Linked DNA regions of Homo sapiens: region 1 is linked to region 2. A link is a contact called in ENCODE Hi-C data. All regions are on one chromosome and are shown on one strand. The core of a region is the stretch at or near the end of the contact, and the rest is flanking DNA. Distances in the headings are between cores, read along the strand shown. Region 1 overlaps DZANK1 (double zinc ribbon and ankyrin repeat domains 1). Region 2 holds the start of ESF1 (ESF1 nucleolar pre-rRNA processing protein).

Region 1 (5,451 bases), core at 991-3,490, 4.6 Mb before region 2:
AGTGTTTTAGGGGTTGACCTGGAGTACACTTCTTTCTGTACTTGTCCATCTGTAGGATAAATTCTGGAAGGTAGAATGGCTGGGTCAGAGAGTCTGGGCATATGTTAATTTGTATGGTATGAGAATAATTTACATGAGGAAATTATAACTCTAATATTCATCAAGATATTTTCTATCCTCTAGCTCGGCATTCCTGCTGGCTGTTCTGTTTGCCCTAAATGTGGGGCCAGCAATCACCTGTCTGCCCGATTCTGTGGCTCCTGTGGTATTTGTGTGAAGTCCCTAGTGAAACTTAGCTTGGACAGAAGCCTGGCTCTAGCTGCTGAGGAACCTCGCCCTTTTTCTGAGGTGAGGCCTCCCCTGTAGTAAGAACTGGTACCCAGGAAGAGGCTGTAACTCTGAATGTGTGTGCTCCACCCTGTGAATCAACCCGGGGAAGAGACCCAAAACTTTTAGAACTTTCACATGGAATTTCAACTAGGTGTGTAAATAAATGCAGTCAATTTAGATTTTAATTGCATTTGCAAGGCCGTAGACATAATGCCACTTTAGTGGCTTTAAAATACATGAGACAGAATGCACTTCTCTTGAATTTCTTATGTAGCATTCTGAGAACTTTTCCTTCCCCTTTTTTATATTTTAGAAAGCTTAGGGTATATAAGATTGCTTTTGTAATTTATAACAGCTGGGCATAGTTTGAGGACAAATCTCACCAGGTTATTTTCAGAAGTACTTAAGCTCTAACAACTGGCTTTGTGTTAGATTTTTATAATTTTATACATTTCTCTAAGCTGGATAAAGACTTTCCATGTTTCTTCTTATCTCTTTATTATAAGAAGTTAAAGATTGATCATTATTAGAGGATACACTCAGCACTTTGTATGCAGTTTTAGGGAGTTCATGACCTTTTTTTTTTGAGACAGAGTCTCGCTGTGTTGCTCAGGCTGGAGTGCAATGGTGCAATTTTGGCTCACTGCAACCTCTGCCTCCCAGGTTCAAGCAATTCTTCTGCCTCAGTCTCCTGAGTAGCTAGGATTACAGGCCCGTGCCACCATGCCCGGCTAATTTTTGTATTTTTAGTAGAGATGGGGTTTCACCATGTTGGTCGGGCTGATCTCGAACTCCTTACCTCGTGATCCACCCACCGTGGCCTCCCAAAGTGCTGAGATTACAGGCATGAGCCACCATGCCCAGCCGTTCATGGCTTTCTTAACCCAGTTTGAAAGATTTAAATCCTAAACTGCCACTAGCCCTTATTCCTTTGTGCAAATGAAACAAAGGTGTTCTTTTCTCAAGACACTTGACTGCCATCTATTGGAAATTGCTTGTAATATACTGGTTTCTCTACTAGAAAAATTACCCTAATACATATGCAAATATATGATGTTCACCATATGAATGGTACTACTTTGAATGCAGTGACGTTGTGCAACGCACAACCTTTCATGGTAGTCCTCTCAGGTCCCCAGGTTTAGATGCAGGAAAGTATGTTAGAGAAAATGTTGGTGACCAGTGGCTGAGTGTGGATTAGTAGTGAAGTCTATGCTCTATTGGATTACAGAGCTGAAAAGGATAGATATCTTCCAGGCATCAAGCAGGCCGGCAAACACCCCTTGATTTGCTGACTTTTAGATAATAAATGGCTAATCCTGGATCAGGCTGGAAGTTGCTGAGAAAGACAGGAGCAAGGAAGATGAGGCAAAGGCTGGAAAACCCTATTAGTTCCAAGTACACTTTTCTTGAGATACTTTTTATTCTGATTAGAGTTGTTTTCTATAAGTAAAATGCAAGATTGATTAAATTATATTCTAATTTTAAAAATGTCTTCTGCCTCACGCATGGCCCCGATGTGCCTGGCAGTCCCTGAATATTCCTTTGCCCAGATCTGATGTTGGGACTAAGAGGGACATAGGAACACAGACTGTTGGCCTCTTCTACCCATCTGGCAAGCTGCTAGCAAAAAAGGAACAGGAACTAGCCTCTCAAAAGCAGAGGCAGGAGAAAATGAGTGACCATAAACCCCTCCTGACAGCCATCAGCCCAGGAAGAGGTAAGGGGGAGGATGCCCTTTCTTCTGGTCGGGAGGGAATTCACTCTTTCTGTGAAAGAACATTTCATTTTCTCTTCCTTTTAGATTTATTTGTATGTGTAAGAAGTAAGTTTCTTTCTTTTCCTCTTTTTCAAGTAATTTTCTTTGTATTGGAAAAAGAAGCTCTTCCTGTAAGCTCCTTCTTAAACTTTCAGTATTCTGATGTTTTAGCTCATAGCCCTGTAGTCTAGTTCCTCAGTCACATGGCGCATGTGGGTTTCTTTTGTCGTGACGGCATGTTGTTAGTGCACAGTGCTATTGCTATCTGCCATTATCCCTTTTTTTAATTGTAAAATTTAAATAACATAAAATTCACCATTTTGACTATTTTTAAGTCTATAATTTGGGCCAGTTGTGGTGACTCATGCCTGCAATCCCAGCACTTTGGGAGGCCAAGGCTGGAGGATCTCTTGAGTCTAGTCTGGCCAACAAAGTGAGACCCTGTCTCTACAATTTTTTTTTTAAAGCAGTCATTTGTGGTGGTGCATGCCTGTGGTCCCAGCTACATGCTTCAAATTTCATTTTGAAATTTAATCTCTATTGTGGTGGTATTAAGTGGCGGGACGTTTTGGAAATTGATCATGAGGATGGAGCCCTCATGAATAGATCAGTGCCTTATGAAAGGGCTGGAGGGAATGAGTTAAGGCCCCTTTTTGTCCTTTGGCCCTCCCTCCATGTGAGGACACAACGTTGCCCTCCTTTGGAGGATGCAGCAACGAGGCACCATTTTGGAAGCAGAGAGACCAGGCCCTCCCCAGACACCTAACCTGCAGGGACCTTTATTTTGGACTTCTAGCTTCCAGAATGTGAGAAATAAATTCCTGTTCTTTATAAATTACCCAGTCTCAAGTATTTTGTTTATAGCAGCACAAATGGACTAAGACAGTTTGCTAGTATTTTCTTGAAGACTTTTGTGTCTATATTTATAAGAGATATTAGTCTGCAGTTTTCTTCTTTCCTTCTACTGTCTGTCTGATTTTGGTATCAGGATAATGGTAGCCTTATAGAAACACTTCTTTTTTTTTGAAGTGGTTATGAAGAATTGGTATTAACTATTATTTAAATTTTGGTAAATTACCTGTGAAGCTATCTGGATCTGATGTTTGTCTAGTGGGCAATTCTGATTACTCTTTACTTTTTATAGGTCTGTTCAGATTTTCTATTTCTTGTTGAATCAGTTTTGGTAGTTTGTGTTTTTCCAGATATTTATCTATTTCATCTGATTAATTTATTAGCATACAGTTGTTTGTGATACTCTTTTATAATCTTTTTTATTTCAATAAAGTTGGTGATAACATCTCCTATTTCATTTCTAATTCTAGTAACTTGAGATGTCACTTTTTTTGGTCAATCTTACTAAAGGTTTATCAATTTCATTGATCTTTTCCAAGAACCAACTTTTGGTTTTATTGATTTTCTATTATTTTTATATTCTGTATTTCACTAAATTCCACTCTCATCATGATTTCCTTCTTTCTTCTTACTTTAAGTTGACTTTGCTCTTCTTTTCCTCGTTTAAGGTCAAAGATTAGGGTGATGATTTTGAGATCTTTCTTCAGAATGTGAACATTTGCTGCTATAAATTTCTGTTTGAGCTTTGCTTTCACTGCGTCCCATAAGTTTGGTGTACCTTCATTTTCTTTCTTTCTTTCTTTTGAGATAGGATCTCACTTTGTCACCCAGGCTGGAGTGCGGTGGCACAATCATGGCACACTGCAGCCTTGACCTCCTGGGTTCAAGTGATCCTCTTCCCTCAATCTACTGAGTAGCTGGGAGCACAGGCACAAGCCACCACACCTGGATAATTTTTAAACGTTTTTGTAGAGATGGGGTGACACTGTGTTGCCAGTGTTGCCGGTCTCAAACTCTAGGTGTCAAGGAAGCCTCCCACCTTAGCCTTCCAGAGTGCTAGGATTACAGGCATAAGCCCCTGTGTCCAGCACCATGAATCAGGGTTTTTTGTCCATTCTGACAATCCCTGTTTGTTTGTTTTTTAAATTGGATTGTTTCATCCATCTACATTTAATGTTATTATTGATAAAGTTGGACTTATCATTTTGCTTTTTGTTTTCCAAATGTTTCTAAATGCCTTTTTTGTTCCTCTGTTGCTCCTTTACTGCTTTCTTTTGCATTGCATATTTTCCAGTGTAACATTTTGATTTATTTAATGACTTTTTCACTACATACTTTGAGTTATTTCCTTAGTGGTTACTATAGGGTTTTCCTCATACATCTTAACAGACTATACTTCAAGTTTATACTAAATTAATTCCAATGAAATATATAAATTCTACCCCTATAATTCAATTCCCTCTTCCCAACTTTTGTGGCATTATTTTCTAATATAACATTATGTTTATGTTTACATATATGTTATAAACTCTCAAAACACTGTTACAATTATTAGTTATAACATGATGTCTTTTAAAAAAAGAACTATTATTTATGGCTTTTGTTATATTAGCCTTCTTTTCCCCCATTTATAGTTCTCTTAATTTATTCCTTTGGATTATTTCCTAAGCCCAATGAAGCTTTGCTCTTACTCACCTCCCTTTTTTTTTTTTTTTTTTTTTTGAGACGGAGTCTCGCTCTGCCACCCAGGCTGGAGTGCGGTGGCGTGATCCCGACTCACTGCAACCTCCGCCTCCTGGGTTCAAGCGATTCTCCTGCCTCAGCCTCCCAGATAATTTTTTGTGTTTTTAGTAGAGACAGGGTTTCACTGTGTTAGCCAGAATAGTCTCGATCGCCTGACCTCGTGATCCACCCGCCTTGGCCTCCCGAAGTGCTAGGATTACAGGCGTGAGCCACCACGCCTGGCCTCACCCACCTTCTTTGTGTTGTTATTGGTCAATATATCTTATTTCTATATGTTATAGGCCAAACTGTATAATTATATTCATATTCATATTGTTTTACATACTCTCTTTTTGAATCTGTTGAGAAGAAGGGAAAAGAAATATGCATTTATAATGTCTTTTATAATTACATAATTACCTTTACTGGTGGTGATGGTGGTGGTGGTGGTGTGTGTGTGTGTGTGTGTGTGTGTGTGTGTATTCATATTACTCTCTAGGGTCATGTGCTTTCAGCCTAAAGAACTTCATAAGTATTCTTATAAGGTAGATTTGCTAGCAATGAATTCTCTGTTTTTGTTAAACTCTACTAGCTATAAGATTCTTGCTTTACAGTTGTTTTCTTTGAACACTTTGAATACGTTGATCTACTGTCTTCTGGCCTCCGTTATTTCTGATGAGAGTTCTGCTGTTAATATACTGGGGATCCCTTGAACCTTAGGAATCACCTCTCTCTTGCTTCTTTCAAGATTCTCTTCTTGTCATATTCTTTCAACAGTTTGATAATGT
Region 2 (5,617 bases), core at 24-2,523:
CATTATACTTGACTCCAACTTTGTTCCACTCCTGAATAAAAATTTACTGAGGCCTGAACTTGAGAATGCGTGTCCTGAAAGTAGAAACCCTCAGTCTCTGGCTCACCTGGGCAGGGAGAAAGGTTTCTCAAACGAGCCAAGACAAATCAGAAATCTTAATTTGATCTTCCTAAAACATAAGTCAGATCACTCCACTGATTAAAACAAGAGCTTCACATTCCCCTAGAGCAGTGCTGACCAAAAATCATGAGAGCCACATATGTAATTTCAAATTTTCTAGTAGCCACATAAGAAAAAAAGTAAAAACGAGAGAAATTTTAATTGAAAAATTTAAATTTATATTTAATATATTTCATGTGACCCAATATATCAAAAATAATCACTGCAACATGTAATCAATATAAAAGCTCTTAATGAGCTATTTTACATCCTTTTTTCATACTAAGTCACTATACTCGTGTGTATTTTACAACACATCTCAATTGGACTAGTCACCTTTCAAGTGTTCAACAGCCACATGTGTGGCCGGCAGTTACCATACTGGCTGGACAGTGCAGATACAGAAGAAAACCCCAAGTCCCTATCCTGCAAGGCCCTGATGATTTGGGTCCTCCTAACCTTCTCTCCCACTCTCTCCCTCTCCGGAGCTTCACTGGAGGCCTCTATAAGGTCCTTTCAGCCTCAAGGACGTTGCCGAAATGAATGCATGAATGAATGAAAGCATGTTACAAATATCCGAGGCCAGGCCTTGCGTGATTACAGTAGAGGCCGAAAGAGGCAGGGCTGCTGGTCAAGGTCAGACGGCTAGGTGGGGTGAGCTCGGGGCCTAGCCGGAACTAGCGGAGAGGAAAACAAGCCTCCGCGTCGCCCGCCCCGCCGCCCCGCCGCCCCGCGGGCTCACCTCCTCCTTCAGGTAGTCAAATTTGGTCGGCTCGGGCTGCCGGGCTGCCCAGTTCTTCTGTTTCCTTTTCAAATCCCGGTCGAAAATATTCAGGGTTCTGGGCGAGGTGCTACCGCGGGGAGAGACACCAGAGGTGACTTCCCTACGGCCAAGATTCTCCGCTGGGACCCTCGCCGCCCAAGGTCGCCGACATAAGCGCCAGAGCCCTGCCGGCCGCAGCATCTCCAGCTGCGACCCCAATTGCCGGCGCTTTTTGTGCGCATGCGCCAGCGCGGCTTTTGTGTCTACTCCAAAGATCTTCTCGAGGGAACGTGCAAGTAGTTTGGCCTAGTTCGCTTGCCATTACGGCGGAGCGTCACGCGGAGGATTGTGGGTGTGAGCCCCACGTGAGGCTTGGTAGGACTGCGGACGGTGAGTGGGGATGGACTGGAGTTGAAGAGCTCGAGATGAAGGGCTTGAGGGCGTGTGTGTGTGTGGCGCGGGGAAAAAACTAGTCTCTAACAGGATCTCTTTCGGATCTGCGAGGGGTTTTGCCCCTTCCTCCTGAGCCTTTTTCGGTCTCATTCTTCAGTCTTCATCGATCCTTTTCAGGGTCGCTTCTCGAATCAGTCTGTTAGCTGCCCCCCTGCGGTACAGGAGGTGGAAAGGAGACCCTAGTTCAGGGGCCAGCCCTGTGTTCTCCGAATTAGAGAGCGGGCAGAAGGGGAGGGTGGGCTACGGGGATGCGGGCGCGTGTCGGGAGTGAGGTCCGGTCGCCTTCCCCTCTCTCGGATTATCTGACATATAATGAGTGCTTTCCTTCTAAACATTTACAATACATGCAGTACTTCTCCTGGTTGAGGTGGTACCTACCTCGTAAGATTGCTCAGAGAGTTAAGTGCTGTAATACATCGAAAAATGTGTAAATGCACCAGCGATAGCTTCCTTTTTTTTCCTAGTTAGTGTAATTAAAAGGACTTGATTTTTAAATAAGAAATATTGCCCTTTTAATCATTTTGGGGGGGGGTTGCTTAATAATCAACGACTTTTGGCTCTTTGCAAAATTCCCATCCAGAGATGCTAAACCATTGGAGACTTTTCACAAGGGAACAATATTAATTTATACACACATATGTATATGTTCTAGTATGTTTTGGGGGAATGAGCTCACTTGGGCCTTCATCACTGGTAGAATCAGATATTATAGAAAGAAGTGATATTTATTAACTGGTGTGAGACTTTACCTGGAGACTCAAATTTACTTTTTATTTTTAAACTTTTTATTACTTTTGAAGGATGATCGAATTTAAAAAGGAAACTTTCTTAGCTAAACCTGAGTTGATTTTGGTCTGTTTAGTTAGAATGCTAGTCTTACAGAACTAAAGGCTGTTTGTTGGCAGTAGCCGGAGATAAGGAGTAAGCAGAATGAGACCAGAATGTGAAGAAACAAATGAGGCCAACGGAGGCTAGGGAATCTTTCTTTCTTACTTTTTTTTGGTAGACAGGGTCTCACTCTGTTGCCCCAGCTGGTGTGCTGTAGTGCCGTTAGGCTCACTCTAGCCAAGACCTCCCGGGTGGAAGTGATCCTCTTGCCTTAGCCTCCAAAGTAGCTGGGACTACAGGCGCGCGCCACCATGCCGGGCTCATTTTTGTATTTCTTGTGGGGATTCACCATGTTACCCAGGCTGGTCCTGAACTCCTGGGCTCAAGTGATCCGCCCGCCTTGGCCTCCGAAAGTGCTGGTGAGCCACCGCACTCGGCCTAGGGAATCTTAACTACATTTGCCTTCAATTAGTAACACATACTGGTATACAAATAGAAATTCTAAGTGAGAGCAATGGATGAATAAACATTTGTTCCCCTCCATAAAGCCCTGGGATTCTGCTTTGTCTACCTTAAGTTTATTTCTCTAAATGATCTGTCATGGAAAGAGGATATTTTGGTATGTTTCTGCTTTTTTGCATGTGACCCAGAATACGTTGGAGAGATGAAATTAGACTTGTTACCTCTATTTTATGTACACTTAACTTAGAATATATTAACTTAGAATATATTGTGAATGTGTTTTAAAACATTTAATTATTGTACTAACCATTATTACCATTAAAACATTTGTTTTATTTTTCAGTATTTGTTTTCTTCAAGCATTTGGTCGAGATTAAGAATTAAAAATGTCATCCAAACAAGAAATAATGAGTGACCAGCGGTTTAGACGGGTTGCAAAGGACCCGAGATTTTGGGAAATGCCAGAAAAGGATCGAAAAGTCAAAATTGACAAGAGATTTCGAGCCATGTTTCATGACAAGAAGTTCAAGTTGAACTATGCCGTGGATAAAAGAGGGCGCCCCATTAGCCATAGCACTACAGAGGATTTGAAGCGTTTTTACGACCTTTCAGATTCTGATTCCAATCTCTCTGGTGAAGATAGCAAAGCATTGAGTCAAAAGAAAATAAAGAAGAAAAAAACCCAGACTAAAAAAGAAATCGATTCAAAAAATCTAGTTGAGAAAAAGAAAGAAACCAAGAAGGCTAATCACAAGGGTTCTGAAAATAAAACTGATTTAGATAATTCTATAGGAATTAAAAAAATGAAAACCTCATGTAAATTTAAGATAGATTCAAACATAAGTCCGAAGAAGGATAGCAAAGAATTTACACAAAAAAATAAGAAAGAGAAAAAAAACATTGTTCAACATACTACAGACTCTTCTCTCGAAGAAAAACAAAGGACATTAGACTCAGGCACCTCTGAAATTGTGAAATCTCCCAGAATCGAGTGTTCTAAGACAAGAAGAGAAATGCAATCAGGTAGGTTGGAAAAAATTAGAGATTCTTGGGTGTTACATTATTTATTTTTATACTGATCTTTCAAAAATGTAAACACATTAATAAGTATTTTCATAGTATTATGGAATGGTCAAATGCTTATCTGGAAATACAAAGCTATAAAAGAAATATGCAGTGATTATTAATTTTTGATGTGGTGCTAGAAGACAGACATGAAAATTTGAATCTTGAAGTTAAACAGTGATTTTGATTAGTGGTGAGCCCTAATGAGAACTATATTCTCTAACCAGATAAAGTGTTATATGTCATCACATGATAAGAAGAGATGTGTCTAAAGAGGGTAAGTAGGCCGGACATGGTGGCTCACGCCTGTAATCCCAGCACTTTGGCAGGCCAAGGCGGGCAGATCACTTGAGGTCAGGAGTTCAAGACCAGCCTGGCCAACATGGTGAAACCCCATCTCTACTAAAAATAAAAAAAAATAGCCAGGCATGGTGGCGCACACCTGTAGTCCCAGCTATTCGGGAGGCTGAGGCAGGAGAATTGCTTGAACCTGGGAGGTGGAGGTTGCAATAAGCTGAGATTGCACCACTGCACTCCAGACTGGCTGACAGAGCGAGACTCTGTCTCAAAAGTAAAATAAAATAAATAGGGTAAGTAGGACTCCGTCTCAAAAATAAAATAAGAGGGTAAGTAGAGTTGAGTACTCATTCATTAATTTGTTCAGTTGCTTTGCCACTAGTATGTGGCAGGCAGAATATGAGTAAGGCGTCGTCACCCATCTCAGGGCTGTCGCTAGCTTATATGATGCCTTTATGCAAATTAGAAAAAGGCATGCTCTCTGGACACACAGAGCTCCCAGGGGTCACACTTTGGTGAAGAGATGGCGCCTTTGAAGCAACAGATTTTTTGCCCCTGAGCAGACACAGCCCCCTCCAGAGTGCATGGCTTGGTGAGTGTAGGATGGCCTTGATTTTAGCCCTTCTTGTCCTTTTATAAATGCCCCTGTGCGGATAACAGCCTGCTAAACTTTGTGCAGTGGCCCCTGTCTAAAGCAACATTGTCTAGTAGAAATACATAATTTTGGATTTTCTAGTAACCACATTAAAAAGTAAGATGAAACAGGTAAAATTATTTTAAATAATATATTTTATGTAACCCAATATATCAAAATTATTTCAATATGTAATCAATATAAAAGTCAATGTATATTTTACATCCCATTTTCTACTCATTTCATACTAATACTATTTTCATATTAATGTCAAGTTAGACAAAACGCATTTCAAGTGCTCCGTTACCACATGTGACTACTGGCTACCATATTGGACAATATAGATCTAAAGTAGAAGAAAGTCAGAACCATAATACAAAATGCAATAATAGTAAGTGCCGTAAAAGATGTTTAGCAGAAAGCCATGGAAATCTGGAGGAAGAAGTCACTCAAGATGTGGTAATCAGAAAAATTCATAGGGGACGCACTACTTTGGGGTGTGGAAAAATTTAAGTTTGAGGACCAGAGTGTGCTACATGGAAAGAACTTTTTGAGCAAAGATGTGATTGGGCATGTTCAGAAGAGGTCAGTAGTCCCGTTTGATTAGATAATAAGGTCTTGAAGGGCCAAAATGAGTAGCAGCGAGAAATGATTGTTTGGAACTAGGTGAGAGACAGCTGGCTCTAGTTTGCATTACGTGTTTACTAATTAAAATTTTTTGTCACCTCCAGCAGCAAGCAATTTTGAGTGTTGATGTTGCTGATAGTTGAAGATGTAACTGAAAACCAGTAGTAGTTCACATGAGCCAGACCTGTGATTACAGGATCCAAGGAGGGGTCTTGATAGGCCGAGAGGTCTTGATAGGCCAAGAGGTCTTGATAGCCCAAGAGTTCTTGATAGGCCAAGAGGTTTTGATAGGCCAAGAGGTCTTGATAAGCAGAGATCACACTGTGAGG

The links. A loop is a pair of places that touch in the nucleus more often than their neighbours do. Pooled maps may share reads with other maps.
Region 1: a pooled map shows a loop between it and region 2 (3-fold over the local background). The contact joins the enhancer-like site here to the promoter of ESF1 in region 2. A Hi-C loop is called at or near these places in 2 of 50 pooled maps.

Annotation. Positions count from the first base shown.
Region 1 is chr20:18,409,245-18,414,695 of GRCh38, reverse strand. DZANK1 (double zinc ribbon and ankyrin repeat domains 1) reads left to right here. Exons shown (of 21, transcript NM_001367614.1): 12 at 184-348; 13 at 1,843-2,050. Among named protein-coding and RNA genes, the nearest start is that of LINC00851, 33 kb to the right of the region's middle. RefSeq lists a silencer at 1,145-1,194 and an enhancer at 2,065-2,114. Within about 2 kb of position 2,240, at least 4 of the 41 ENCODE cell types and tissues checked have a DNase peak (open chromatin) inside an H3K27ac peak, as active enhancers do.
Region 2 is chr20:13,780,575-13,786,191 of GRCh38, reverse strand. It overlaps ESF1 (ESF1 nucleolar pre-rRNA processing protein), which reads left to right and starts at 1,273. Exons shown (of 14, transcript NM_001276380.2): 1 at 1,273-1,312; 2 at 3,009-3,688. The coding sequence starts at 3,052. It overlaps NDUFAF5 (NADH:ubiquinone oxidoreductase complex assembly factor 5), which reads right to left and starts at 1,164. Exons shown (of 11, transcript NM_024120.5): 1 at 902-1,164. The coding sequence starts at 1,123. RefSeq lists enhancers at 254-943, 939-1,228.